Regions from separate parts of the Homo sapiens genome. Here regions 1 and 2 are each linked to region 3. A link is an interaction called in ENCODE POLR2A ChIA-PET data of the cell type or tissue named here. Cell type or tissue: PC-9. All regions are shown on one strand. Each heading gives the region's core, and the rest is flanking DNA. Links, peaks and the distances in the headings are about the cores only.

Region 1 (10,042 bases), core at 1-5,000, 260 kb after region 3:
GAGCGTGGAATGTGTATCCTGGTGCCCGGATTCCACACTTCACTGCCTTGGTGATTCAGCCGACCCTCATCACTGTGACTGCAATTCATCAGAAAGGGCTCAGCCTGTGATCAGCATTCAGTTTGTAGTTTATAGGAGTTATTTTGCAGTCACTTCTAGAATTTTCCTAATAAGAAGAATATCTAATGCCTATCAGCCAAATGCCAAGAGGAAGGAGTTCAGAGCCCCGCTATGAGTCAGAACCCAGATGGGCCGCACCCAAAGGAGCTGAGCAGTATCACGCGAACAAAGTTCTAACCCTACAACATCAACTACTGCAGTGCTTTGCAAAGTTACTGAATGAAAACGCAGGGTTTTGAGATGGATGTCATATGTTTTGCCATAAGTTGACACACTTTGCAAGTCTGGATTCTAATGAATCTTTTTTTTTTTTTTTTTGAGACGGAGTCTCTCTCTGTTGTCCAGGCTGAAAGGCAGTGGCACAATCTCAGCTCATTGCAATCTCTGCCTCCCAGGTTCAAGCGATTCTCCTGCCTCAGCCTCCCAAGTAACTGAGATTACAGGCACGCATCACCACGCCTGGCTAATTTTTGTATTTTTAGTAGAGACAAGGTTTCACCATGTTGGCCAGGATGATCTCAAACTCCTGACCCCAGGTGATCTGCCCGCCTCGGCCTCCTAAAGCGTTGAGATTACAGGTGTGAGCCACAACACCCAGCCCTGATTTTAATGAACCTTTTCAAAACCACAAAAAAAAAAACCTCAGTTTTAGATCAGACAGCTATGTGCCCGCCTGAACTAAACTCAGTTGACAGGGCCCATTATCACAATTCAACAACTCATGTTGAAGACCCCGTGAAGAGCAGTAACAACAATTCTAGTTGTGATCACTTGCAAGGGCATGCTAATGGCACAGAAACCAACCATGGGAAAACTCCAGCGCTCCCGGAGTTGACGTTCCCCACCTGTCAGCACAAATACAAACTGGACCAACCCTGTTGCTTGGCTTCAATACTTGTTTGATCTTACCAGAGCAGGCAACACATGGACATTTTTGTCTCATGAGCCATTTTCCTCTGTTGAACTTATGATTCTCTGAGAACCTGAGAATTACAATAACAGCATTATTTACAAGCTGTGATTTGATAATGTGCCACTTAATGTTTTACATGATTATTTTGCATTTTGTGCTTTGCCGAGCTTTGTTGTTGAAGCTCCATGTCAAGAATAGCACCACACGCCCCTGTGTGTCTGCAAAATGACAGCCTCTGCAATTCTCTGAGGCCCGGGAGGGACAATGAGCCTTCTCCCCACATGACCCTACATGGGGGTTTCAATGCTATGTCAGTGCAATATGTCTACAGGAGGAGGCATACAAGGAATCTCCAGAGGTTTCTAGGAGTATTTGTAAGTAAAACAGTAATAGAGGTGAGGATGGTGGGAATAAACACCTAATTTTTAAATGGTAGAGATTGTGCTAAATAAAATGTATTCAAAAAATTACTAAAGACTCCAAAGAGCTTTGGTTATGTGGTTTAAATCTATCAGTACTCGCTGAAGTAGAAATTAAAGGTAAGAAACTTTTCAAGTATTTATTAATTCATTTAAAATAACAATAATAAACTACACGTTAACATAAATGAAAAAATTATTTTAAAAAATAATGATTTTCAAATGAAAATTTAGTAAGGGGAGTGGCACATTTATGTTTTCACAAATATCTTTAATCTGTTGTGGTATGCTATCATGATTGAAATATTTGCATAAAATCCAGAAAAGGGAAGAGTATTCATCTTTTTGGGGTAATTGTGGATATTCTTTTTGATATTACACCAAAACGCAAAAATAGTAGTTTATCAAAGGTTCCTTGCGATGTGGAACGTGAAACCATGTCAATTAAGGCTTCTTATTCTGTCACACTCATATCCATTGCAGCTTGAATAGATCTTTTACTCAAGCAGCATTTTGTAGCAAAATGCACTGGTCATTTGGAAAATACTGGATCCTTGAGTTATGAATTTTTTCAAATGTTGTCACATTTCATTATACGATACCACAAATCACATCTGTTCATGCCACTGCTTATCTCATCAGAGAAGTCATTAGGTATTGCAAAACTGTCAGGCTCATGGGGGCAGACATAAGTTTTCCAAAATCAAAGTTATTTCTTTATAAAATATAATCACTGTTTATTTATTAATCAAAGTCAAAATGGGAAATAAAATATTTACCAGATCACTGCACTAATCCCTTTTCTGCTCTGATTCATAATTTAGGATTCCTAGCTATCAGAGATAGCAGGGTGCCAGCTGGGGTCAGGTTTCCTCTCCATCTTAGCAGTTCTGTGCTGAAAAATGTAGTTTCTTTTCATGGTGTGACCTTTTTATGAGTCCTAAGTATAGACTGGCCATTTGTAGTTGAGCTTCTGTATGGGAGCCTTCTGGTATCTTCACATAGCTGTGTTGTGTGTTTGGGGAAAGAGCTCTGCTTTTCCCACATTGAGGAAAACTCACTGCTTCCTAGGACTGGTGCATTACTGTCTTCCAGGAACTTCTCTTCAGAGTTCTCTTGGTTTAGATCCACTATTTCCTGGATCGCACAGCTTTTTAAAATTTGCTATTTGTTTTTGCCAGGTTACAGCCTTGCAGTAGTTTTCAAGAAAGATACAGAGGAGTGAAAGCAGAGGTCTCAAGGCCCTCACTGGCATGGGTGGCTTCCAAGCCCTTGGCCTTAAATTCACATGACTAATATTTTTGTAAAATTTGCAAAAATAAAACCATTCCTTTTCTACACTATCAATAAAAAACAAAATTTTGGGCCGGGCACGGTGGCTCGTGCCTGTAATCCCAGCACTTTAGGAGGCCAAGGCGGGTGGATCACGAGGTCAGGAGTTCAAGACCAGCCTGGCCAACATAGTGAAATCCCATCTCTACTAAAAATACAAAAATTAGCCAGGCCTGGTGGCAGGCGCCTGTAGTCCCAGCTACTCAGGAGGCTGAGGCAGGAGAATCGCTTGAACCCGGGAGGCGGAGGTTGCAGTGAGCCGAGATTGCACCACTGCACTCCAGCCTGGGTGACAGAGCGAGACTCTGTCTCAAAACAAACAAAGAAATAAAAAGAAACAAAATTTTGAGCAACCTTAGTAAAGAAAGGACTGAATATTTCTACTCTATAAAAATATTACGAATTGTCATTATATCAAAAGCAATCAAAGCGTGTGGGAGGAAAATACTGGCTGCCCTTTTTAGTGGAGTGGGGTTGGCACAGCAGGGCAGGTTCTCAGCTGGTCCACACCATCACCATCGCTGCACCCGCCGGCCGAGTGCGGAAGGTCTTCTGCACGTCCTTCCCTTGTGGTCTCCTTTGCACTCGCCAGCACCATTCCTAAATGGTCTTTGCATTTTCCTCTTTCATCTGACACACAGATGCCTACATGTCACTTTTGTTTTCTGAAATTATACAGAATTATCCTTTGCATAGACTGTGGTGTTCGAAGCCCCATCTGATTTCTAGTTTTGTGTGATGACATCCACCACCATCATCATCCTTCATGCACCTCATATCCCAATGTCTGCTTGGCTCACTATTTCCAGAAGCTGTTTCTGCTGCCTGGGATGTCTTTATTGCCATCCATCCCATAGGACTTGGCTCACAACCCAGTCCTTCTCTATAAAGCTTCCATAGACCCAAGCATCCTCCTCCTCCCAACCAAACTAGCCACACGCCTGCTGAACTCTGCTAGTATATCTGTGGTAGCTCCTGCCCTTATATTCACTCATGTGACTGTCTCTCTCTAGGTCATGAGCTTCTGCAGACAACAAACTCTTTACCCTGGGCAGCTAGCACAATGGTTTGTAATTAAATAATATTTATCATTTAACTTGAGAGATTAGCAAGAGATATATATGGTTCTGTGAATAGGACCTCCTTGGGTAGAAAGATCAAGAAGAGCCAGAGAACCAGAACTACGCAGACTTTTTCCTGGGGAAGCTCAATTATATTCTGAGTTTGCTGAGACTTTGCATCTTTGAAATTTAGAAAACTAGAGCAGTAAGAGCCTCTTTCCTCTGGTTTCATCATTAAGAGTGACGCAGAACTGCCTCCTTCAGACCATGACCCGAGTTTCAGGTTAAGTGAGGAGGCTCCGGCAAAGCGATCTCTCCACATTCCTCCAGGAGAGGACTGTGCAGATTGCAAAGGAAGGAGGCATGCCTGGCCATCTGAGAGCTGTGACTACAGCTCCCTCCAGACGATTTCCAGTGGAGCAGGCCTCATAATGTGGAGGTCGGCATACAGTACAGTCTGTCTCCTCGACCCCAGCTCCCACTCCTGCAGTCAAAGAGCCTGGACCTGGGCTCTGAGCCCTGTACAAGGATGAGAAGCAGAGGCAGCACTTCAGGTTTTTGTCCAGGTTTGATCATGAATGAGTAGAAGGCCCAGTAACTACCTTCCGCCTAAAAAAAACATTTTATTGGCTCCTCAAAAAGCAGGAATACAGGAGCAACTGACTCTTCTCTCTCTACCAACACCACCCTTTGACTCCCCTCACTTTGTCTCCTTTGCTCCTCACATGTTGTGGTGAAGGGAAATCCTACGGTCAAATAGTTTGCAGGAGAGCAGGGCCAGTAGACGCAAGGCTCAGTTAAAGACTTGAAGACCTGGAGAGAGAAAATCAGGGGCCCAAATGGGACCTCTGCTGCCAGGACTCCAAACTCCTGTTGTCAAAACTGTAAAATATTTTCAGAATCTAGTTATCAATTATTTTATTTTTTCTGTGATAGGAGAAAATCATGGAAGTCAATAAAGTAAGATTTAAAATAGGCCTCAAATTATTTTTTTACGGATGGTAAAAAAATAATGCATGTAGAAAAAAATACAACAGAGAAAACTTGGAAACATTTTTTTAAGTTGAAATAAAAGGTCGAATCATCCATCAGGGGCCCATGTTCTATTTTTTCTTTGCGGCTCAGGCACAGAGCTTCAGCACACAGCCTCCAGGGGGCTGTCCTGAGTCTAACCACAGTATTCCCGGAGAAAGGAGGCAAGGGCTGGGAAGGAGTGTGTCGCTGCTCTTCAGTGCCCTTCTAGGAGCTGGTGTCCACATGTCACTCGTGTCCCATCGGAGTGATTCACACGGCCACACCTCACTGGGAAGTAGAGTCTACTCTGGGTGGTTGTTCACCCAACTAAAAATTCCAAATGCATTATTGTAGAGAGAAGGGAGGGCAGGCATGGGAGAGTGCCAGTAGCCTCCAGCACAGGGTCAAATCCCAAGGACAATCTATGTTAGGCCAGCAGCAAATGAGGATGAAGACGCAAATGGGAGAGACTAAGAGGAACTGTGCAGGGAAGTCAGGGGCTGCAGCAGCCCAGCCAGAGAGGCCCAGACACAGAGATTCTTAGGAGGAAAACGAGGCAGCTGACTCCAGGAGAGAATCCAGGGGAAAAGATATATTTGGAGGGTTTTTTTTTTTTTTTTTTTGAGACGGAGTCTCGCTCTGTCGCCCAGGCTGGAGTGCAGTGGCGGGATCTCGGCTCACTGCAAGCTCCGCCTCCCGGGTTCACGCCATTCTCCTGCCTCAGCCTCCCAAGTGGCTGGGACTACAGGCGCCCGCCACTACGCCCGGCTAATTTTTTGTATTTTTTGTAGAGACGGGGTTTCACCGTTTTAGCCGGGATGGTCTCGATCTCCTGACCTCGTGATCCGCCCACCTCGGCCTCCCAAAGTGCTGGGATTACAGGCGTGAGCCACCGCGCCCGGCCTGGAGGGTTTTTAAGTGAAGTTATACCATAGGGTTTGCAGCATAAACCCTCTACACTGAACACCTACAAAATCCCTGATAAAGGTCTCGTGGCTTGTTAACGTGGTTTGGAGTGGACCTGTTTGGGTAAAGATTTGGGGGGACCCATGTCAGGGTGGGCTGAATCATTGTGCTTAAAACACACCAGAGATTGCATGGTGTATTGCAGCGGGTGATTGGTGATTGGTAGGTGAAAGAAAGATGTGCTCATTCATCCCTGAGTGGAGAGATCTCTCTGGGCTAGCCACAATGTATGAAAACAGGGCATGAAGAATGTCTCCAGCCCACATGGACTGCATTCTTGCTGGTTGGGAATGTGTCCCCAAGTTCTCCACCTTCCTGTACTAGTTAAGAAGGAAGGGCCAGGTGCAGTGGCTTGTGCCTGTAATCCCAGATATGCAGGAGGATGGCCTGAGGCCACGAGTTCGAGACCAGCCTGGGACACATAATGAGACTCCATCTCTAAAGGTAGTTTGTGCCTGTAGTTCCAGCTACTCAGGAGGCTGAGGTACACTTGGCAATTGATTACCATTCACCTTGACATCAGTGAAAGTTTTCCTGGAGATTGGGGTGTGGTTGTCTTTTGCTTTACCCTACTGTGCCTTTGCCCATGTTTGTCTTTCCTTGATTCCATGGTTTTCTGTGGAAACTGAGGGAAGCATGAGTTTGTGCCACTGTCTGGTGTCACAGAGGCCTGAGGTCTGAAAAGGTACTCTCGACCTGAGGAGTTGTCGGGTGATGGGGAGAGCATTCTAGGCAGAAACAACAATATGAAAAAATAGAGAGTTAGGAGCCCAAAGCCACAAATCAGAAATCAAGAGCAAAGAGAGCTGGAGAAGGTAGGGTGGAGTAAAAACACGTCTAGAAAGATCTAGGGCTCAGTGGGTCAGCACATCTCCTCTGAGGCGTCAGTTCCAGTCAGCTGAGAACTGCAGCCTAGTGGGGGCCTCCCGCACATTGGAAAGAGTACCTGGATTAGTCAATGAGGTTTGCCTCCAGGGGCTGGTCCTCTTTAGGAAGACCAGCAGACGCAAGGATACCTCATCACAAGCCTAAGTTAAGGGCATAGAGGGCCTGGGATGCCACTAAGAAGTCCGAGGTCTGTCTAAAGGGGCTCATTTCATAACTGAATGCCAAATACATTCAGTGATCTCAGGGTCCCAGGGCCTGCTCTTGACTAAAAATTAAGCTGAAACACCCTCTATTAAAAGCTGGCCAGAGGAGATGGTGGGTTGAATGTGGCTCCTGGGCCATGTTTGCCTCTGGAACACCAGTGCAGAGCAGCAGGGACAGGAAGAGCCCCAGGGACTTGCAGACTGGGAGGAGAGGCTTCCAGCTGCCTCTGAAAGGGAGCTTTGCTCTTTCCAATTTTCTGTTCTTTCTGTGAAAAAGTTTAAGTCCTTCTGGAGCTGGGCTGATGGCATGTGAGTGTTACCATGTGTCATTCTGTAAGTGCTCTCTGCAAATTCCTAGAGATTCTCCCTCATGCCCCAGGGGAAAAGCAATTTTTATTGTCCCACTGTGATCCATGAATCTTATCCCCAGTGTCTATGAATCCTGACTGTTGGACTTCAAACCCTCTGGGCCCTTTCTCAAAGAGCTCCACGGAAAGCAAGCTCCTGATGGCTGCCCTGACACTTCAGGCTTCCTGAAGTGTCTACTCAAAATAGTCCCTAACCTAAGGGCATGACTTTAGTAATGTAAGTTTTAAGCTTCCGCATGTCAAATTCCCCAATCCACCCAAAACAATTTCCTAAGGGCTAGCTTCCTGGGACCCCCACATTCCCCATTTTTCTGCCTAAGCCCACGTCTGGACATGGCTTGGTTCATTGCTCACAAACGCTCCTACCCTCTCTCCCCACCACCCCCTCACTTGGGCCATGCATCTGTGTCATCTTCCAGCAGCTCCTGGATCTGACATTCATTGGCTGTTTAGGTTACTATTCCCTCCATGCCCATGATGCCACTGTGGTTTGTGCTTCTTCATGTGAAGTTAAAGGAGAAGATATCTAAGAACATAACCTTGAGAGCACTAGCAACCATAGGTGGACTGTGAGGAGAAAGCCAATGAAACATGTTGAGGAGAAATAGGCAGAGAAGCAAGCAGGCAGCTTTGCAGGAGTCAGAGGAGAGGAACATTGTGAGGAGTGCACGATCTGGGTCAAACACCAGAGGGATGGTGTGGAAGACAAGGACTGAAAAATGTCTACTGGATAATTCTACCAAGCGGGGCAGCTGGGCACAACCACAGAGGAACTGACTTAAGGGGAAATTGTGCAGCCAGTAGTCAGGTGGAATCCAGATGTCAGTGGGACCTAGTGGAAGGGGCTTCAATTTTTGAATCGCTCAAGGTTGGCCAGAAGCTGGCTCTGTAATCTTGGACAAATAACAACTTCTCTGAGCCTCAGTTTCTCTTCTATAAAATGGACATAAAACACCTTCCTTGCAGAGTGTGATGGTTAATACTGAGTGTCAACTTGATTGGATTGAAGGATACAAAGTACTGTTCCTGGGTGTGTCTGTGAGGGTATTGCCAAAGGAGATTAGCATTTCATTTCAGTGGACTGGGAGAGGCAGACCCACCCTCAATTGGGTGGGCATCATCTAATCAGCTGCCAGTGCAGGTAGGATAACAGCAGGCAGACAAACGTGGAAGGACTTGACTGGCTGAGTCTTCCCGCCTCCATCTTTCTTCCGAGCTGGATGCTTCCTGCCCTCAAACACTGGACTCCAAGTTCTTCAGCTTTTGGACTCTTGGGCTTACACCAGTAGTTTGCCAGGTGCTCCCGGGCCTTCAGCCACAGACTGAAGACTGCATTGTTGGCTTCCCTACTTTTGAGGTTTGGGGACTCAGACTGGCTTCCTTGTTCCTTAGCTTGCAGACAGCCTATTGTGGGACTTCACCTTGTGATCGTGTGAGTCAATATTCCTTAATAAACTTCCCTTCATATATAGGTCTATCCTATCAGTGCTGTCCCTCTAGAGAACCCTGACTAACATAGAAGAGTTGTGAAAATGACCGTTGGTCTGCCCTCACCCTTTCCCTCTTGTCCTTTAACCGCATGCGCTCAGTGTTACCTTCCGTGGCACCTGCTCACCGTCATCCCGTGGTGACTCGTGTGGGTAACTTCATCAGAGAAGACCCTGCCTGTCACCTCAGGTACAGCCCACGAAGTAAGGTGGCTGCAAGCGCAGATCCTGCACCTGCCCAAGGTGAAACAAATCAGCTCCCGGAGCCTGAGGTGCAAAGGGCAGGAAGCTCCCTGCGCACCCCTGCGGCCCCAGCGCGGCTCTCCCAGTCCCGCTGCCTCCCACTCCGAGCCCCTGCCGTCTGGGACCCGCTCCACCTCCCGCTCCCGGGCCCTCGGGGCATCCTGTCTCCATTCGCAGCCCAGTGCCCTCCACTCCCACGGCCTCGGGTACAGCTTCCACAGGGAAATCACCCACATCTGTGTCTCTCGCCTCGTTCCCAGTCCTGAGGCCGACGCATGGCCACTGAGCACACAGATCCAGCACAGCGTCCCTCGCCTTTCCCGCGCCCCGGGCAGAGGATGAGCACCAGGCCAGCCCTGCAGCTCACGCCGGCAGCCCTGGGCTGGCTCCGCACCCGCGCCTCGGGCTTCCACGGTGGACCCAGGAGACACCCTCTCGCCCAGCCCAGCTTCCCTGCGGGACTGAGAGGGAGAAGGGAGGAGTCGGGGAGCGAAGGCGGAGGCAGAGCTGGGCTGCGGGAGGAGGCGCGACGGCGGCACCGGCGGGATGGAGCAGCGGGATCCCGCGGTGACCGGGCGGATGGAGTGGCCGAGAGCGCCCCCTGCCGGCCAAGGGTCCCCCCTCACACACTCCCGGTGTGGCCGGGAAGGCGGGAGCCGGGTTCCCTGCCGGGAAGGCGGGAGCCGGGTTCCCTGCCGGTGGAGCCGGCGGCTCAGCCGGGCCCCGCACGCACCGGCCCCGCAGGGCCAGGTCCCCGCCTCCAGGCCCACCTTCGGCGCTCGCAAACGTCCGGGTGGCTGCGGCCTGGCCACCATCCAGGCCTCGCCCACCGGCAGTTGCCCGGGTCCACACAGGGACAAGCTCGGTCTCCGCCGCGTCCCGCCTGAGCCTCGCCCGCGCCCAGGGGACTCCACGCTGCACAGGGAGAGGGCCGCTCCGTGTGACAATGCAAGAAGGGCGAGCTCTCTTTTCCACCTGTCTCATCTCAGTGTGAACGGCGCCCTGGAAAACAGAACTGTTCAGGGACT
Region 2 (10,075 bases), core at 1,415-6,414, 170 kb after region 3:
ATAATAAGCCATTATAAGGTAAATGACAAACAAAGCTAAAGAAAAATGTGCCACAGTGATGACACAGATATATCTTTGAGATAGGGCTTAACAGAGCTTTAAAATCCATAGGAAAACACTTCGAGCCTGAGATACCAAGAGCAGATGGTTCACAGAAGAATCATCAATGTCCTATAAATATTTTTGAGGATCTTCTTGGGGAACTTAAAACAGGAACAGGCCAGGCACAGTGGCTCATTGGCTCATGCCTTTAATCCCAGCACTTTGGGAGACTGAAGGGGCTGGATTGTCTGAGGTCAGGAGTTTGGGACCAGCCTGGCCAACAGGGTGAAACCTCGTCTCTACTAAAAATACAAAAATTAGCCGGGCGTGGTGGCGCACGCCTGTAATCACAGCCGCTCAGGAGGCTGAGGCAGGAGAATTGCTTTAACCCAGGAGGCGGAGGTTGCAGTGAGCTGAGATCACACCACTGCACTCCAGCCTGGGTGACAGAGCAAGACTCCATCTCAGACAAACAAAAAAGGAAGACATAGAGCTCCTAAAAATAACGCAGAAGTCTGCTATTAATACAAATGAATTACTTTAAAGGTGAGAGCAGGTGGAGGAGAGGGCTGAGGTGCCTGCTGGGACGCAAAACAGCTGGCCCCTCAAGGGACCCAGTGTTTCCTGCCATGATGAAACACCTGTATTGTCCACATTGCGGCCTAGAATGTTATTAAACTCTTGAACGGGATTCCTTCTCTATTTGCAACCTTTCATTCTTTGTCCTTAAAGTAAATAAAGCCAAAGGAGGATGGAGCCTTTCCATCACCCCTCAAGAGGACCTGGACCGCCTGTGTGAGGCCCGAGCACCTGGTGCCACCGTCATCACCTTCCTTTCATGCTCTCTTCCCCAGGTAATTATGTGGTGACAGATCACGGCTCGTGCGTCCGAGCCTGTGGGGCCGACAGCTATGAGATGGAGGAAGACGGCGTCCGCAAGTGTAAGAAGTGCGAAGGGCCTTGCCGCAAAGGTAGGAAGCCCGCCGGTGTGCGGACGAGGCTTGTTCTCGGCTGCTGAGGCTGGGCTCTCATGCCACCTCCAAAGGAACACATCTTCCTCTTCTCATTAAAAAACAACTATACATATCGTTTCTTTAAAACAGAAGATAAAGCTGTAAAGCTAGGTTAGGCAATGGGAAGGCACTGAAGGTTGTGACGGGGTGGGGGGCTCTGATGAGAACAGTCACAGAGCCAGCCCCGCTCAGCAGCTGCCAGGTGCCCAGCCCTGGGGAGAATCCAGGGAAGGCAGAGCTGGAAGCAGTGCAGCTCCAAGCGGCCCATGGGAAATAATGAGGAGAACGCAAGGTCAGTGTGAGGTGACAGGGATGGCATCTCCTACACCGCCGTAGCCCCAAAGTGTACTATAGGTCCTGGTGTCCCCCCTTCCCGCCTGCACTCTCCCCAGCCCCTTCAGTGTTTGTTGAGTGAATGAAGGATGATGTGGCAGTGGCGGTTCCGGTGACCGGAATTCCTTCCTGCTTCCCTCTGCCTGTGGATCCCTAGCTATTCTTAATCCAACAAATGTGAACGGAATACACGTCTCTCTTATCTCTGCAGTGTGTAACGGAATAGGTATTGGTGAATTTAAAGACTCACTCTCCATAAATGCTACGAATATTAAACACTTCAAAAACTGCACCTCCATCAGTGGCGATCTCCACATCCTGCCGGTGGCATTTAGGGGGTGAGTCACAGGTTCAGTTGCTTGTATAAAGAAAAACAAAATCTGCCTTTTTAACTGGTAGAGATTGGTGATCAATAATCACCCTGTTGTTTGTTTCAGTGACTCCTTCACACATACTCCTCCTCTGGATCCACAGGAACTGGATATTCTGAAAACCGTAAAGGAAATCACAGGTTTGAGCTGAATTATCACATGAATATAAATGGGAAATCAGTGTTTTAGAGAGAGAACTTTTCGACATATTTCCTGTTCCCTTGGAATAAAAACATTTCTTCTGAAATTTTACCGTTAATGGCTGATGTTTTGATATTTTTCAAAAGTGCAGTTTCTCCTGCAGGCAAAAGGGGACACGTTAAGTCCAGGCTTGGGTCATTCACTGCGGTGTAAACACGCTTTCTCCCTCCCGCCCGGCCCCAGCCAGCTGCCTTGGTGGCCCATAACCCCTGAGGGTAGAGGGAGGGGACAGGGGTAGGTGACAGGCAGCCTGGGCCTCAGGCTTTTGAAACTGGACGCCAGAGCCTTGTGGGGCCACGGGCAAGCCTCGGGTCTATGACTGCCGCCTGAGCTCCGCTTCCTTCCTCTCTAAAATGGGAAGATTAGACCAAAATAACAAGACTGTTTTAAGGTTGGAATCAAATAAGGAAAATTTGTAAAGCTCCTTGTATGTGATACCAGATCCACAATTGGCAGATAATCGCAGCAGGAGCCTCTTCGGGGTAATCAGATACGCGGCGCAGCAGGGGTCTCAGGGCCACAGCCAGGGGGGCGGCGGGAGACATGCGGAATCGCAGCGGAAGGCGGGAGGCAGCTGTGAACTGTGGCTCGGCCTGCGTCCGCCCTGCGCATGTACACTCAGAGAAGATGATAATGAAAAAGAAAGCAAATCCAATTTTCCCACTTACTGTTCATATAATACAGAGTCCCTGAGAGTCTAGAGTAATGTCTCATACAAAAAAGAAACTCCTACGTGGTGTGTGTCTGAAGTCTTTCATCTGCCTTACAGGGTTTTTGCTGATTCAGGCTTGGCCTGAAAACAGGACGGACCTCCATGCCTTTGAGAACCTAGAAATCATACGCGGCAGGACCAAGCAACAGTAAGTTGACCACAGCCAAAGCCTGGTAGATTACATTTGCCTTTTTAGTTGGAAATTAGGCTTAACAGGAGAGTTGCTAAGATAGGGCACAGAGCTCCTGCATCTCTCGCCGGCATTCCCAAATGCTATCTCACATGAGCAGGCACAGGGAGCAAGACTGCACGACCACTGGCACAGGCTGTCCGCTAAACCACAGACTTCTCAGCGCTCGCCAGTGCTTCTGCTTCTGTGTCCACTCCAGATCCCACATTGCACTTAGTTGTCAAATCTTTTCAGTCCATTTCTAACCTATATTAGCTCCTGTGTCTTTCCTTGTCTTTCACGGCCTTGACACTTACAAAACGTGTGGGTCAGGTACTTTGCACACTGTCTAACCATGTCTGTTCAGCTGGTGTTTTCTCAGGATGCAATTGAGGTTATGCACATCTTATCACAGGGACCAGAGAGACTTTTTAGCACCACTCTTCAAGAATTTCCACTTTTTCAGCTTTGACAGTGGAATAGACATGCAGGTGCTCACACACAAGCATCTTTAATATGGTAATGGTAATCATCAGTTTAGTGGTGTGGAGGAGGAGATGGGAATCTCTTAGTGAAACCCGCCTTGGAAGCAGCCTCGTTATGAGAACTGCTGCCCCTACTTGACTCTTAAAGCACTAGATAATACTGTGCAACATTAAAGAGAATAAGAGTGCGTGAAATATGCATTGCCTCCCATAAACTCCCTTGGCTCTGAATCTCTGATACTAAATATGTGGCTACCGTTGCTTCCCAGAAAGGCCTTTTTGCTCTGAATTCTCTGGAATGCTTTCTTTGACCAAGATTCTTATAAAAATAAGAGATTTAGAGCAATTTTCTTGGATGGCTGGTATGAGCCAGTTGGCTTAGTTGTAGGGATTTAAACAAGATAAGGGTTACTTACTTTTCACATTTAATGAGAAGTCTGGTGATTCCAGCTCCTACTGAGACAGGGTGGCCACACGTTCCAGGGTGTGACTCACTGAGGCCCCAGACCTGCCCTGCAAGGAAAACCTGGCTCTGCCCTGGTGTCCTGGCCTCCCTGGGCATATGTGGGGGAGAATTCCTAATGGTATTGGTTACAGGCTCCTATGCGAGACCACTCATCTGTGTAGGAGAAAGGAAAAAGATGGGGGAAAGAAGAGCAGCAGGGAGAGGAGAAGCCTCTGGATGATACTCTAACCCCCTGCCATCCAACACCTGAACATCAGTCTCTTCATCCAGTGCTCTCAGCTGGCCCAGCCCCCAGCCTGGGGTCAGATGAGAGCTTCCTGCAAATGCAGATCTCTTTCCTGTGGCTCCTTCTCAATTACAGACAGCTCCTCCACAAGGTGCACTCTGGCCTTGTGCTCCCTCCCCAAACCAGCCCAGCCCTCCCAGCCTGCATCATCGTGGTCCTGTAGGGGCTAGAGGTTCTCACACCCATCGTGGTCTGGCAGAGGCTGGTGGTTCTCACACCCATCGTGGTCCGGCAGGGGCTTAGTGGTTCTTATACCCATCGTGGTTCAGGAGGGGCTAGTGGTTCTCACACCCATCGTGGTCTGGCTGGGGCTAGTGGTTCTCATGTCCACCGCGTGCTTTCCTGCTCCTCCAGGTGGCTGAGGACATCCCCCCTTCGGTCTGAATGACTTCCATCCAGTCATCTGATATACACATTGGACCACCCAATAGCATCCTAGTGTCATGTTGGATGGTGAAGAAAATGCCACAGTTACTGCTTTCAGGGCCTCACAACCTTGGGCATAGCTTTTTGGAGGAAGGCCCCACTTCCCAGGCATCCCTCCCAGACCTGGTCAGAGGCCCCTGCTCTTTGCTTCCATGTTGCCCACACTCACTGTGCTCTTCACACCGGCTCAAAATGATCTGCTTACGGGGTTGTGTCACCACCAGATCAAGCGTCCTGGAGAGGAGGAAACATATTTAACCTGCACAGAATTTGGGACAGAGAACCTCTAGTGTTTGTTCAATAAATATATGAATGGATAGAGGGACAGGTTGGGTGGTGGATAGATGGATGAACCCACACCTTTGAAGTGTATTTGGCTGTTTGAGAGGTTAGAATATGTTCTCAATTTCCAGGCAAAATGAAAATGGAGAAAATATAATGACATTAAGGCATTTTATTCATCCTCCCCATCTGCCACTGGGTTAAAGATACTAAATAAACAAGGAACTATCTTTTGCCTGGAGGAACTTTAAAAACACCTGCAGTTTTCAAAAGGTGCAGTGTGTGCCTCCCACAGCATGACCTACCATCATTGGAAAGCAGTTTGTAGTCAATCAAAGGTGGTCTGGAGAAACAAAGTTTTCAGGGATACATTGTTTTTATAATTTTTCACCACATGATTTTTCTTCTCTCCAATGTAGTGGTCAGTTTTCTCTTGCAGTCGTCAGCCTGAACATAACATCCTTGGGATTACGCTCCCTCAAGGAGATAAGTGATGGAGATGTGATAATTTCAGGAAACAAAAATTTGTGCTATGCAAATACAATAAACTGGAAAAAACTGTTTGGGACCTCCGGTCAGAAAACCAAAATTATAAGCAACAGAGGTGAAAACAGCTGCAGTAAGTCACCGCTTTCTGTTTAGTTTATGGAGTTGGTTCTAATGGGTCCTTTATTTGTATTTAGAATATTGAAGGGCTATTCCCATTTAAATTACTTTTTTCAGTTCCTTAAGAAGCAAATTAAAATCTTAAGATTCCTAACTGTGAAATTACCATGTGAATTCCATTAAAACTTTTTCCAGATCATTACCATTCAATGGGATGAATTTACCCTGAGGTTTAGGCTACCAATTATTTGTAATGTAAGTAACTAAATTTAGTATTAGTTATATTACCTTTTAGTTGTAGGTCACTCTCTGCTCATTTCAGCCTGTAAAGACTACAGCTACACACATACACACACAGAGGAATGGAATGAGCACTTTACATCAACACTTCCTGTTCTGGCTCTAGAGCCTCAGCTTTTGAAGCTGGTGAGAGCCTGGCCTGTGCTGGGCCTTGGCCACGGGCAGCGTCAGCTTTGAGTCAAGTGCTGGTCTGGCCTCCCTAGCTTTGAGCCTCTGTCAATTCCCTTAATCTGTTTAGGCTTTGGCTTCCTCATCCATAGAATGGAGATATGAATGATTCCTACGCCGTAGTGCTTTGAGAGAATTCAGTGAAATTCCTGTGTGTAAAACCCTTCCATGGTGCCTAGCACACAGCACACAGCCAATGGCCCAATGGCTCCTATCAGCTGTGGGATTTGTCATCAGAACACCACCAGCTCTGCTCCAGGCTGCCCTGGGTACCATCAAAACACACCCTGTGCCCAGCAGCACCTGCTCCTCTGCACACCTGGTTCCTTCAGCAGGGGCAGTGGCCGTGGGAGCACAGAAAACATGGAGTCCCATCTGGTTTAATTGATGCCATTGCCAAAGGGGAGGACTCACGGCACCCCCTCTCGGGTGCCAGGGTGCCTGGCTCCCACCAGGAGGAAGACCTGTCCTCCACTGTCAGGCACATTTCAGTCTTCCCAGCAGCCAGCACAACTACTTTGTCCTTCCAGTCACGGTCGGCCTCTGGGAAGCCCAGTCTGTGTCCTCCTCCTTCAGGGGTAGCCAGCATGTCTGTGTCACCCAAGGTCATGGAGCACAGGGCCCCTCCCGGGAAGGTGCCGTCTCCTCCGGCCCCTCGGGTCCCTGCTCTGTCACTGACTGCTGTGACCCACTCTGTCTCCGCAGAGGCCACAGGCCAGGTCTGCCATGCCTTGTGCTCCCCCGAGGGCTGCTGGGGCCCGGAGCCCAGGGACTGCGTCTCTTGCCGGAATGTCAGCCGAGGCAGGGAATGCGTGGACAAGTGCAACCTTCTGGAGGGGTAGGAGGTTATTTCTTTAATCCCCTTGCGTTGATCAAAAATAAGGCTCCAGGTTGTTGTTATAGCTTTACAGGCATTCTGTTTGATTTTCTCTTCCTTTTATTCTTTGCCCTTGGCTTTTGGAGGTTTTGGGTTTTCTGTGGGGAGACGGGAAGTTGTTTGATTGCGTTATTTTTGGCAAATTTAAGCACAATAGGAAATAAGCAAGTATTATTGCCTAATATAATCCAATAATTTATAGAATCTCTTTTCCTGGAAGTATCTTAAATTTTTCTAAGCTACAAAAAGTTCCTAAGACAAATGAGACAGTCATCAATGGTTCATCTAGCCAACACCGTGGCCATTTGGGCTTTTCTTTGTAGTGCCCGATTCCTGGTGTGTGAAAATAAATTAACACAAATTATATTGCCAAGTTAATATCTGTTTTATGTGCCCCCAGCATGTGTTGAACATCAAACAGTACCAGGGACTTTAAATATACCCACGGACAAAGAAATAATTCATAATGATGTTTGTTGAATTTAGTTGCAATCAATAAAAAGTGCAGTTTGTGAATGCTCTGAGGTTCTTGATATTGATGTAAGGCTTTGAACGACAAATGAGGACAAAACATAAATAGGAAAGTAAAACTGAAGGATAGAGGCCAAGGCCATGTTTTAGAAGATTTAAAGAAAAAGGGAAATTTGGTGAGCACCATAGGAATTACAGATGGCTGTAGGAATTCTTCCTGTTTTACTCTCTGGGCATGGACCACAGCTTGGATCCAGAAATATTTAGGAGCAGGATAAGAGGACCAAGTTCAATTCTATAGGAATCCTTTAGCTGATAGGCTCAGAACAAATCACATAATTGATAGTGCTGCTTCAACTTCAAGTAAGGAATATTGATGCAATCCTTACAGCTACAAATGGACAGTGGTCTCATGTTTTCAGTTTTCAAGTGTTTCTTAAGAGGCAAGGTGATGAAAACGCCCACGTGGGGAGCCCCATGTCCTTCCATTAGTGTAGAGAAACCTGGTGTCCAGCAGCACCTGCTCCCTCTGCAAGCCCAGCCCCCTTCAGCAAGGGCAGTGACCCAGAGAAGAAGCACAGAAGACACAACCCTGTATCACATTTTGTTTAATGGTGCCATTGACCAAAGGGGAGGATGAAAGGCACACACTTTTTTGTTGTTTTTTGAGACAGAGTCTCACGCCATCACCCAGGCTGGAGTGCAGTGATGTGATCTCAACTCACTGCAACCTCTGCCCCCTGAGTTCAGGTGATTCTCCTGCCTCAGCCTCCCAACTAGCTGGAATTACAGGTGTGCACCACCATGTCCAGCTAATTTTTTGTAGTTTTAGTAGAGACGGGGTTTCACCACGTTGGCCAGGCTGGTCTCAAACTCCTGACCTCAAGTGATCTGCCCGCCTCGGCCTCCCAAAGTGTTGGGATTATAGGCATAAGCCACTGCACCTAGCCAAGGCACACACTTTGGAGAATAAACACTCCTTGTTCGCTGCTGGAGGGTAGAACTATGCTTGACTACTAGGCAGAGTCCAGTCTTACTGACAAACAGCCGTACATCTGTTCTGTCTTTTCAATCAAACATCAGCTTCTTGCTTAACATTGATGTGTACATCTTGAGGGATGTCAAAATATTGTAAGCTAAGTTTTTCATACCTGTGTTCCACACTCACCATTTTTAGTAATAACCATTGAGCGAGTTCATTCTCCCTCCTTCCTTTTTCTATCACTTAATCTAAAATTATCATTTTTCCAGCTTAATTTTGATAACCATGAATCTGGTATTAGAGGCAGGGAACACCTCCTCAGGACTATCTTTTCTTTTATCATTTGGCTTGCTTACCCAATATGCAAAAACTATGCTGTAGAAAAAGCAGAAAAGATATCTTGATTATGAATGAAGCTCCTGTGTTTACTCAGAGAGAAGATGACCCAGGATTCAGTTAACAAAATCAGCTGATTATATTACTATATAGTCCTGGAGTCCCAACTCCTTGACCATTACCTCAAGTTATTTGGAATTTTGAAGAGGTGATTTGTGTTCCTGCAATAATGTCTCAGGGGTGGGCTGACGGGTTTCCTCTTCCTCCTCTCAGTGAGCCAAGGGAGTTTGTGGAGAACTCTGAGTGCATACAGTGCCACCCAGAGTGCCTGCCTCAGGCCATGAACATCACCTGCACAGGACGGGTAAGAGCCCCTTGCTGCTATCCACGTCCATTTCATGGGAAGGGCCTTCACAGAAGCCGAACAGTGATGATGGCCCAGGGCATCCTGTGTGGGCAGGACGGCCATCAGAGCCACTTCCCAGAGGAGACGGCAGGCGCTGACAGCGCTGTCCGGGCAGGGTGTCGGTGACATTAGCACACACATTAGCCTGCGATGAACATTCACTCTTTCTGCTGACACCCCCAACCTTATCTAAGCTTATCAAATCCTCACATTTAACGGAGGCTGTTTTCACCTGGTTTCCCCCATCCCTGACCTAGTCAGCATTGCTTTATCGCTTTCATCAAACATCCTCAAATTCTTAACATTAGCTTGTAATTAATTGAAGAATTTTTAAAGAAATTGCTAGCAAAACTTTTTAAACTGCACAACTTTGTATCTATATGTTCAATAACATATAGATACAATATTCTTTACAATAATCTTTTAAAGAATATGAGTGAGAATTCGGGCCCCTCTCACACCAAATGTCCTGATGTTGTTAATTCTCAATGTTATTATATAGGGAGCTCTGTTTTCTTGTGAGCTTCAACAGCCAGTTCTAAATCTACTAACTGAAAACATTTTTTAGACATTCTCTAAATTGGGCAGAAGATGACAGGACTGTGTTTTGAGGGATAGGCTGCCAGCGTGGCTGCTTACAAAGTAAAGACTTGGTTTATAGGTTTGCATGGTGTTGGGTTAAATTTCTGTCATTAAAATAATTGGCGATATTGACATAGTCATCTAATTATGCTGGCTCTGGGCACACACAGCCCTTGAGTGGACAAAACCAACATGAGAGAACTTAGCCAAGGGGAAAGCCTTTCCCTGCTGGTTTTATTTCTGCTACTTCTGAAGTGTGGGGCACACAACCTGAGCAGTGCTTTTATTTGAGTCCCAATGCTTTTATTTGAGTTTTGCAAGGTTATTCCAAGTTTTACAAATAGAAGGTAGCGTATGACTCAGTCCTTGATATGCCAACCACTGCACAGAGACTTGCCACCTTCCTGTCACTGGAGAAACACTCATGTGGGTTTTCTTAAATTTGCCTCCCTCTGAGCTTCCCTTTAACTTCAACTATAATATGCAAGAAAGACTATCTGACCATAAATACACATTTGGGCCAATCAAGATGGTTTTGCCAAGGAAAGATGCCCACAATGG
Region 3 (10,075 bases), core at 1,647-6,646:
CTGCAGCAGCCAGCCCAGGAGGCCAAGCCTTCATCTACAGGAACCAGCCAGGGAGGCCAGCCTGCTCCATGCCAGGCTTGTAGGAATTCAGATTGCTGTCTCTAGAAATAACATGGGAAATTAAACATTGCAGTCTGTAATAATCAGACCCAAACAGCCAGGACTTGATTAATAACTCACAGTTTCCTAGATTTCATCCCTGCTTCCAATCTAGGGCCAACCAGAGAAAGCCCAGTATGTCCCCTAGCCAGTCCCATGGGATGCCCACTTCTCACCAGCCGCCCCCGGCTTCCTCAGGCCCACAGCCCCTGCCAGGGCACCCGAAGCCTCCCCTTTTCCACGGTGAAGCTTCCCCACTCCTTGCCTGCCTGAGTCTGTCAGGATGCAACTGATGGCCATGGACCCCCTTGCTATAGCAGCTCTGAATAAACAGCCTTTGCCTGTTCTTATTTGGGTGGTCTTCATTTATTTCCACAGTGGGAGACATCAGTTCCTTGACACGTGACCCTCTCCACAGGGCAGCTCAGGACATGGCAGCCAGCTCCCCTCAGCGCAGAGACAGCAGCCCAAGGCTGAAACTGCAGTGTTCATGTCGCTAACCTCAGCAGTGACAGCCATCACTTCCGCTGTGTCCCATTCTTAGAAACCAGTCATTGGCCCAGCCCACACGAAGGGGAGGGGATTGCACGCATGTGCGCTGGCCAGGAGGTGGGGATGACCTCCACCCACCCCACCTAGCGTAGTGACGAATGCACTTGATGTTATCCAATCATAACATGTATGTTATTTACGGCTTATTTTATACCGTTGTCTCTTCCTTTTGTTTTTGACTTTTTTTGATGTTTGTCATATGATTTTCCACATGATTATTTTGAATGTCCTCTGTATATTTCCGTTTCATTAATTGTAATTTTCCTTTTCTCTGCTCTCAGAGACAGATGCATTTGATGAGACTATTTTTTAAAACAAGGGACCTACTATTTTCCCTCCATGAAATTCGTTGTATCATTACGACGAGACTGTCTGATCATACAATAAGAGGTTGCCTCTAAAACAGATCCACCGCTTAAGTCTTTCATCCCATTGTGATCTTTAAAACTTGTTCACACACCGCTCTCTCTGTGCTGCCCTAGGCAACTCCAATACCTTGCTAATATGTTGGTCATTTGTTAGGATTCCCTTCACATGTGTCTCGGTTTCAAGAGTCCTCATTTCCTACTCCTAAGATGTTTAGTCTTGTCAATTTTCATACACGGACAGACAGAGGTCTGTTTTCCACTGCTATTTCCTCTTCTGTTTCCAAACTCCCATGTTAAAATCTGTCCTCTTGGTTTGTTTTTACATTTTTTTTTTCACTTTTTACTGAACAGCAAAGTGCACACATCAAAAATGAACAACTTGATGATTAAATGTAAACCTACTTACGTAACTTTCACATGCCAGGAACTAAAACACAGCCAGCACCCAGCAGCTCCGTGCCCCCTGCCTCAACCCAAGGTAGCACCATGCCGACTTCTGATGCCAGGGGTCCATTCTGCCTGGCTTCAAACTTTCTGTCAAAAGAATAATGCATCATTCACTAATCTGAGCCTGACCTCTTTCACTGAAAATTACGTTTGTGGATTGATCCATGTAGCTTTAGTTAATTCTTTTTAATTAATAGATAGCTTTTACTCATATGAATTACCATTTACTCATCCATTCTACTCATGGTGGACATTTTGGTTGTTTCTAATTTGCAACAATTACAAACAATGCAGCTATAATCCTTTGTATGTGTCTTTTGGCACATGTGGGCTTGAATTTGTTAATTCTATATCTAGAAGTTAAATTACCGGTTTACAGGAAATAAATTTTTAATTTTAACAAATAGTTTCCATTTCCAATACTTGTACCTCTTTGATTCCCAGCAGCAATGTCTAAAGTTTCCCTGTTCATTTGTTTTTTTTTCTCTTTTAACTCAGCATTTGTTACGTTTAATAAAGACTTACTTGAACATTGACAACTAAAACAAAAGAATTTCAGGATTCTAAACTTTACAATTATTTACCAAGACTTTATCAGCATCTGCAGAAAATTAGAGCCCTGATGTCCTACCCACGTTCTCAGTCCCACGTTGAACACTAAGAACAGGGTCAATCAGAAAACTTACAGAACGAGATGCTATTGTGGCCATAGAATGCTTGCCACCTAGAAAGTCATTTTCTTCTTCTTACCTATAAAATTCCAATAGTAATTGTAACAGCTAAAATCTGGCAGACCCTAGAAACTTAATGAAGATAGCTATATTCTTTATAGCTATATTGTTTATTCATTGCTGCTGTTTTAATTTTATTTTTATTGAGGTAAAATATATATGTAAAATTTACCATCTCTACTATTTTTAAATGTTTTATTTTTAATTTTATGGGTACATAGTAGGTGTATATATTCATGGGGTACATGCGACATTTTGACACAGGCATACAATGTGCAATAATCACATCAAGGTAAATGGGGTATCCATCACCACAAGCATTTCTCATGTCGTTGTGTTACAAACAAGCCAATTATACTCTTTTAGTCATTTAAAAATGTACAATAAATTATTGTTGACTGTAGTCACCCCATTATGGTATCAAATACTAGATCTTATTTAATTCCCTCTAACTACATATTTTTACCCATTAACCATCCCCACTTCTCTAACTTCCCTGCTACCCTTCCTAGCCTCTGGTAACCATCCTTCTATTCTCTATCTCTGTGACGTCAATTGTTTTCATTTTTAGCTCCCACAAATGAGTGTGAACATGTGAAGTTTGTCTTTCTGCACCTGGCTTATTTCATGTAACATAATGACCTCCAGTTCTATCCATGTTGATGCAAATGACAGGATCTCATTCTTTTTTATGGCTGAATAGTACCCCACTGTGTATATGTACCACATTTTCTTTATCCCTACCTCTGTCGACGGACATTTAGGTTGCTTCAAAATCTTGGCCATGGTGAACAGTGCTGCAATAAACATAGTAGTGCAGATATCTTTTTGATGCACTGATTTCCTTTCTATTGGGTATATACCCAGCAGTGGGATTGCTGGGTCATATGGCAGTTCTATTTTTAGTTCTTTGAGGAACCTCCAAACTGTTCCCTGTAGTGGTTGCACTAATTTACATTCCCACCAACAGCACACAAGGGTTCCCTTTTCCCCGCATCCTCACCAGCATTTGTTATTGCCTGTCTTTTGGATAAAAGCCATTTTAACTGGAGTGAGATGATATTTTATTGTAGTTTTGATTTGCATTTCTCTGATCAGTGATGTTGGGCAACTTTTCATATGCCTGTTTGCCATTTGTAGGTGTTCTTTTGAGAAATGTCTATTCAGATCTTTTGCCCATTTTTTCATCTGATTATTAGACTTTTTCCTATAGAGTTGTTGGAACTCCTTATATATTCTGGTTATTAATCCCTTGTCAGATGGGTAGTTTGCAAATATTTTCTCCCATTCTGTGGGTTGTCCCTTCACTTTATTGACTGTCTCCCCTGCTGTGCAGAAGCTTTTTTAACTCAATGGGATCCCCTCTTTACCATTTTCAAGAGTACAGTTGAGTGGTAATAACTATGTTCAGATTCTTTTTTCTCTCTCTCATCTCTCCCTCCCCATGTACCCTTCCCAGACTCTGATAACCACCAATCTACTCTCTATCTTCAGGTGATCCAGTTTTTTATCTGCATATATGAGTAAGAACATGTGATATTTGTTTTTCTGTGCCTGATTTATTTCACTTAACATCCAGTTACCGCAAATGATAGGATCCATATTGCTGCACATGACAGGATTTCATTCGTTTTCATGGCTGAATAATATTCCATTGTGTGTATACCACATTTGTTTTATCCTTTCATCCGTTCATGGACACTTAGATTGATTCCATATTCTTGCTGTTGTGAATAGTGCTGCAACCAAAATTATTGGACCATAATGATCATTTTATTTCAGCAATTTTCACAATGAGAATGGATAACAATGAATCATTTACTGGGTTTGTATGTGGGCAATTCAGGAAATGGTCAAAAATATTAAATGAGTTCTTCATGACTCACTCAGTCACAGTTGTCAGAGCCAGTCTTGGTGATTTCTTTTAGCTGATTGCAGCCACTCTCATCTTCGATGACTCTGCTTGGTGCAGAATATCACTTCTGCATCTGCTCATTTGTCCAAACATTCCATAAGGATTATCCAGCTCTGCGTCAACACTGCCTGGAGCAGGAGGACAGCGAGGTGAAGAGGGCCGAGCTCTCCTATTCAGATGGACCTTGTCATTTTGTTTTATTCCCCCTCCTTGAACCCTTCATAAACAATTCAAAGAAATGTACAAACCCATGTGACAAGCAGTGAAGCTCACCTGGCAGCCACTGCCTGTCTGGGGCCAAGACTCAAGTGTGGCTGAGCAGGACAGAGGGTTCCCAGTCAGGAGATGTCAGCCATAGGTTGAGCTGTAAGATGCCCTGAGGTCTTAGGGACAGTGAGTGTCCCCTGAAGACCACAACAGCACCACGAGATGCTAGGGAGAGCTGTGTCAAATGCTGTTCCTATGGACTCCAAGCCAAGAGGGTCTGCCAGAGGCTAAATGAATTGTTATTTCTTATGAAGAGAACAGGAAAAAGTAAACAGAAAATATTCAAAGCTATGAGAAGGCTTTTCTGGAATAAGGAAATATTTCACAATGCAGATTAACCCACAAGAAACACATTCTGGAGAACACACAACAAGGCACAGCCCGTGAAATTACTGTATCTCAAGGATGAAGAATCATGTAAGTATTCAGGGGGAAAAAAAGCGAGTTACATTTTGGGGAGGAAGTAGGGTTTCCTATAGTAACCAGAAATGCCAGAAGATAAATGAAACTGCCCACCAGAATTGTTACACAGTAAATTTCTCCTTCAGGTAGAAAGGCCACAGAAGTTCTCAAACACGTAAGAATCTAGAGAGATTATTGCATCAATAGTTTTTTTAAATAAGATTTTTAAACACAAAGCGCAACAAAAGTGCTTCATAAGATCCCTACACTAATCCAAACACAGCATTTATGGTACTGAGTATTCAATACATTTAAGTATATAACTATGGAAAGAAATAATTGTGGTGAATAGTGATTATAGAAAAGGATGTAACTGTGATTACCATGAGCACTTAATATAATACCAAACATTTGTAAGGACACAAAGAAATGGGATGGCTCACACATTGCGGGTGGGAATGTAAAATAGTCCACTGATCCTGGAGTGGGGCGGTTTCTAAAGACTAAACCTGCACATATCATACAACCCAGAAACTGTACTCACATGTGTCTATTCGGGGGGGGTCCCTGAAAATCACTCAAAAACCTGCACATGAGTGTACATAGATGCCTACTGGTGATACCTTAAAACTGGAAACAACCTAAATATCCTTCACCAGGTGACTGGTTAAACAAACAGTGACACATTCATGCCACAGAATAGTATTCGGCAATAAAAAGGAATGAAATATTGATACATGCAACAACATGGATGGATCTCGGGGGATTATGTGGAGTGAAAAAAGCCGGTATCAAAAGGTTAGTTACCTAATATGTGAATCCATGTATGTGATATTCTTGAAATGACAGAATTACAGGGATGGAGAACACATTCTTGGTGCCAAGGCTTGAAGAATCCTGGTGATAGAATTATTCTGCGTCTTGGTTTGTGGTGGTCACACAAATCTACACATGTGATAAAATTGCATGGAATTAAACACATACACATATAAGTACATATAAGGCTCATGAAATCTGAATAAGGTCAGTGGATTGCATCAAAGTTGATTTCCTGGTTGTGATTTTGTACTATATAATGTATATATGCAAGATGCTATCTTTGAAGGAAACTGGATGGAGGCTAAACAGAATCTCTGTACTATTTCATATATTTCTTTGTAGATGTGAATCTATAATTATCTCAAAATAAAAATTTTAAAATTAAATAACAATATAAATAAGAAAAATGGGGAGTTATAGGATAATAAATAACTAAAGCCTAATGCTAAAATGCTTAGTTAATCAAAATAATGGTCTTTTAAAGGTTTTTATAACCTTTGCTTAAATTTAAAGAGATAATTTAGAATCAAGATAAAAATAAATTTCAGTTGTTCTAATTTCACTTTAGTTTCTTTTAAGTTCAAGTAAAATTAAATGTAATATAATTTATTTCAAAATAACACATGTAATTTGATTTTATTGTTCTACAATTATTTCTGCCCATTTTTTCTTTCTTGATATCTGCAACTACACACAGACACTAGACTTAGAAAATTTTGCACGTAATGCCAAGAATGATTACTTCTTGTTAATGGGATTTGATCTAAATTTTTAAACTTTCTTTATTATATTTTTAAACATCTGATTTTTATCGTGGATATGTGTTATGTTTAACCCTAAATAAACAACAACCAGGAAACAAACAAACCACCAATAAAAAAGCACCCTCTGACCTTGAGGAGATCATTGTCCAGAATGATGACAAGCATGTAAACAAAGATTTACAAGGCAGGTCAAAGTCTTCACAAACACACAGAGAAGGAAGAAGCTCAAGCTGCCTGGAGTCAGGAGTTAAAGAAGGCTGCCCAGGGCTGATGAAGCATTTACAATACTGTTTTTTAAAACAGTCACTCTTGGTAATTTTACAAGTTCTGGCTGGAAAATCACACCATAGTAAAAATGGTTTCAAGTCAGACTTTCTGCTATGAAATCCATTTTGGCTAGTTTTGATGATTTATTGACACAACTTTATAAAAGGTAAAAACTGTAAGTAGAAAAGCTTGGATTTCAAGGCCAAAAAGTGGGCTTTTGTTTGTAATAAAGAACAGTTTTCATAAGCAGAGCTTTACTTGAATAAGACACTTTTCAAAAATTCATTTCTATTATTTCAACTATCATTTATTTTTATCTTTATAAAGATGCTATTAAGGCCAAACACTGCAGTATGCTAGTAACCTACTGTTTTCACTTATACATACAATAAATGAGCTTACAGATTATTAATTTTCATAATTAGTTGGCAATTTTTCTAATCATTAAATAGCAGGTATTAATTTGTCCCTTTATCTTCTTAATCTCTGAATATACAATTCACATATTTTTCCTCAGGACTTGACACCACACCAAAAGCTCTTGTACTCACAGGGATACATAATCTAAATCTTTCACCAAATCTATGTCTAATATTTGTACAGTTGACTGAGCATGTCCCCATCTATTTACAAGGCCTAATTGTGTAATAAGGTAATTGGCTATCATAAAATCATGGAGGTGGACATTCATCAGTCCAATCTCACCCACAGTCCTAGCTCTCCTGAAACATGGTCCCTCAGCTACCGAGTAAGCAGTAGAGTAGTTTTAGGAAACTAGTTCTTCACAATCTAGACAGAAATATGCCAGTGGAATTGATCTCGTATCTCTATAGACATACCTTGTGTATTTTATACTATCACAATTTGTGTTCAGGAAGGCTCTGTAGATTGCAAATGACAATAACTATCTCAATCATGTGAAAGAAGAATGGGGTGGTGAGAGTTCTTTGCAGAGTTCTTTGCTGAATAAATTATAGAATCTGGGAAATACCACCACCACCACCACCAAACATGAAACAGTCCTTGGTTTTTTTTGTTGTTGTTGTTGCCCCAAGGGCTTCCACATCAGTAATTCATGGACCTTCCCTTTGCAACACAGCCATCAACACCTGACTACACACTTGTCTCTGTGTTTTAGTTCAAATAAAACAGAGAGATTTAAATAATCCACCAGCCTCTAGGGAGCTCGTGCTTGCGCAGTGAATACCCAGGGTGGAGTGTGAGTTCTGCAGGAGGAGAGTGAGAAGAATACATCAATATATTGTGATGCCATTAATGTTGCTAATTCCATTGATTTCCCTTTTTTCACTGAATTGCATATTGGAATGTTGGCTAGGTACAGCCATTGCTTATGAACTGTAGCACTGGCAATGCCAGCTTTAGTTTCACAGTTCTTCTCAAGTGTCTGCAATAACACATCACACATGTGGGTAGTTAGTGCCATTTTTTATAACAATGAAAATATGGTTTGAACCACTTTCACAAGTTAATAATCCACAAGCAACATATAATTGCAAAATTGTCCACATACTACATAAAAGAGATGTCATTTTTGAAAACCAGATGTGATGACATTTGTAGAGTATTTAACTCAGAATACATGTCACATAGCTGAGTAACGTTTATTAAAACCTCATGTTGTATCTCCTGATTGTATATGTAAATGTATTTTTATGGGTTTTGGAACTTATGTGCTTCTGTTTTTTTATGGTTCTGAAAATGAGTAGAACAGGGTGGGGAAGAAAACCGAGACCTGTCTCACCCCGTAGTGACTGGTTGTAAAAGCCACATTTTTGCACAAATATTATGATAGAAAGTTGCCATGTTTGTTCATTAAGGAATAATATTTGAATTTCATCATGACAAGCAACTACTGTCTCTCAGTAGAAATTCAATAACAACTTGCCATTGAGGGGTGGAGAATTGGAAATTAAGCCAAGATGCTGAGGTTCTCTTCTTAGACAAGAAGTAATTGTGCTGTTCTGTGATGTTGAGGAAATTACTCTGTGTCTCTGAGTTTTACTTTCTTTGTCAGTAGGAAATGAAATCGCATATGAGGGGACTAAGACTCTACTGTATGACAAATGATTCACTTACATTATGTCTAAGCCTCAGAACAAAAACACAGCCATCCCCAGATGTTTCACAACTGGCAGATAGAATTTAAAATCAAATTCTAACAGCCTCTTATCTTGCGTGGGCTCTCAGCGTACACACCCCTACTCAGCCCTGCCTAAGAAATTCACAAAGGATCCAGGCCCAATGCACGCTCAAGAACAAGCCTGTGTCACCTGGATGCCCACATCTCTGTGACCTGGCACCTGTGTTGTTACTTCCGGCTATCCCCTCACTCCTCCATCTCCCTGGGTCTCACAGGCTCTGCGAGTCCTCAGTCCCTACTCTTCTGAGAGAATGTGCCCTACCCAAGGCATTTTTCCCAGGACTTCCAAAGCTGCAAAGCCTTTGCAATAACCCCAGGCATTAAATACTCAAGCATCTCCTTCTGCCTGCTACCGTTTGCATTGCCAGCAAAATATCTTTTAGAGTTACTTTTTGGAGTTAGAGTAAATATTTCTATTTCCTTCTTGCAGTGGCAGTACCCAAAGAACATAGAGAAAGCCCTTAGCCAGGGCTATATAATGCCCAACTCAACATGACCCTTGTCTTCCTCTCCAGCCTTATCCCCAGCAAATTCCTTGTTCTTAGAAACTCACATTCTAACAGTAGTGAGCAGCCCGTAGGCCGCTTCATACCTCTTTGCCTTGTGTGATCTTGCTCTCTCTCCAACTCCATTCTAACATGGTTGAAAATGTGCTTCCTCCATTCTGAGAGGATCTGGGCAGCAGAGTTCATCTTTGTGTCCTCTGTACCCTATGGTTTGTCCAAACACATTCTGCTGTTATCGAATCAGGTTCACAGTTTTGCCTTGTTTTGTTTCAATTTGGATCTTCTATACTAGTCTGCTCCTCAGAGGTCCAGTCAATGTTTACATTCCTTTGGGCATCCTTGCCACTTAGCAGAGTGCCTGGCCCATAACTGATGTTCAACGAACAATTGTTAGTGAATGAGTGAGTGAAAAATGAATAAACAAATTACAGTCTTCAAAGGGACATGGTAGCAAGAGATCACCATAGGGACCTTCATGGATTGAGCTGAAGGTTGCCCTTGAGAATCGCATCGAGCTCTCCAAGCATCATTGTATTGGTGTAAAAAGTAACATAAGAGGTAAGAGTGCGTGAAGAAATGCAGAGAGCACGACCAAGTTCCAAATAATGGCAGCTGCTGGCTTTCTCATGAGAGTCTCGGAAAGCTGAGACACATTAGGCAATGGCCGCTGCTAGGAGCCAAGGGAACCACCAATGGCAGACGCACTAGTGATGCTGGTTCGGGAAGGGCTGCAACTCCAAGGGCCGCTGGGTGGAAGGTGATGGCAGGCTTCCTGCC

Evidence for each region. Peaks named below come from ENCODE experiments on the same cell type or tissue, not always from the same donor. Only the 100,000 strongest peaks of a DNase experiment are listed, where the experiment ranks them.
Region 1: POLR2A ChIA-PET joins it to region 3 with 6 read pairs; 1 of 35 experiments calls an interaction of 5 or more read pairs at or near these places.
Region 2: POLR2A ChIA-PET joins it to region 3 with 7 read pairs; 2 of 35 experiments call an interaction of 5 or more read pairs at or near these places.

The regions. Positions count from the first base shown.
Region 1 is chr7:55,245,403-55,255,444 of GRCh38, forward strand. It overlaps ELDR (EGFR long non-coding downstream RNA), which reads right to left. Exons shown (of 4, transcript NR_110426.1): 2 at 9,785-10,016. It also overlaps the pseudogene LOC100130121. Among named protein-coding and RNA genes, the nearest start is that of ELDR, 5.2 kb to the right of the region's middle. RefSeq lists a silencer at 9,350-9,909. In PC-9, for the core only: no CTCF peak of the experiment used is centred there; DNase peaks (open chromatin) are centred at 209, 2,016, 2,329 and 4,169.
Region 2 is chr7:55,154,934-55,165,008 of GRCh38, forward strand. It overlaps EGFR (epidermal growth factor receptor), which reads left to right. Exons shown (of 28, transcript NM_005228.5): 8 at 897-1,013; 9 at 1,600-1,726; 10 at 1,826-1,899; 11 at 2,730-2,820; 12 at 5,206-5,405; 13 at 6,566-6,698; 14 at 8,800-8,890. Among named protein-coding and RNA genes, the nearest start is that of EGFR-AS1, 29 kb to the right of the region's middle. RefSeq lists enhancers at 1,068-1,640, 1,221-2,420. In PC-9, for the core only: no CTCF peak of the experiment used is centred there; a DNase peak (open chromatin) is centred at 3,788; H3K27ac peaks cover 814 bases.
Region 3 is chr7:54,981,441-54,991,515 of GRCh38, forward strand. No RefSeq gene overlaps it. Among named protein-coding and RNA genes, the nearest start is that of EGFR, 33 kb to the right of the region's middle. RefSeq lists enhancers at 446-945, 3,668-4,867. In PC-9, for the core only: no CTCF peak of the experiment used is centred there; DNase peaks (open chromatin) are centred at 4,131, 5,441 and 6,541; H3K4me3 peaks cover 2,508 bases; H3K27ac peaks cover 3,558 bases.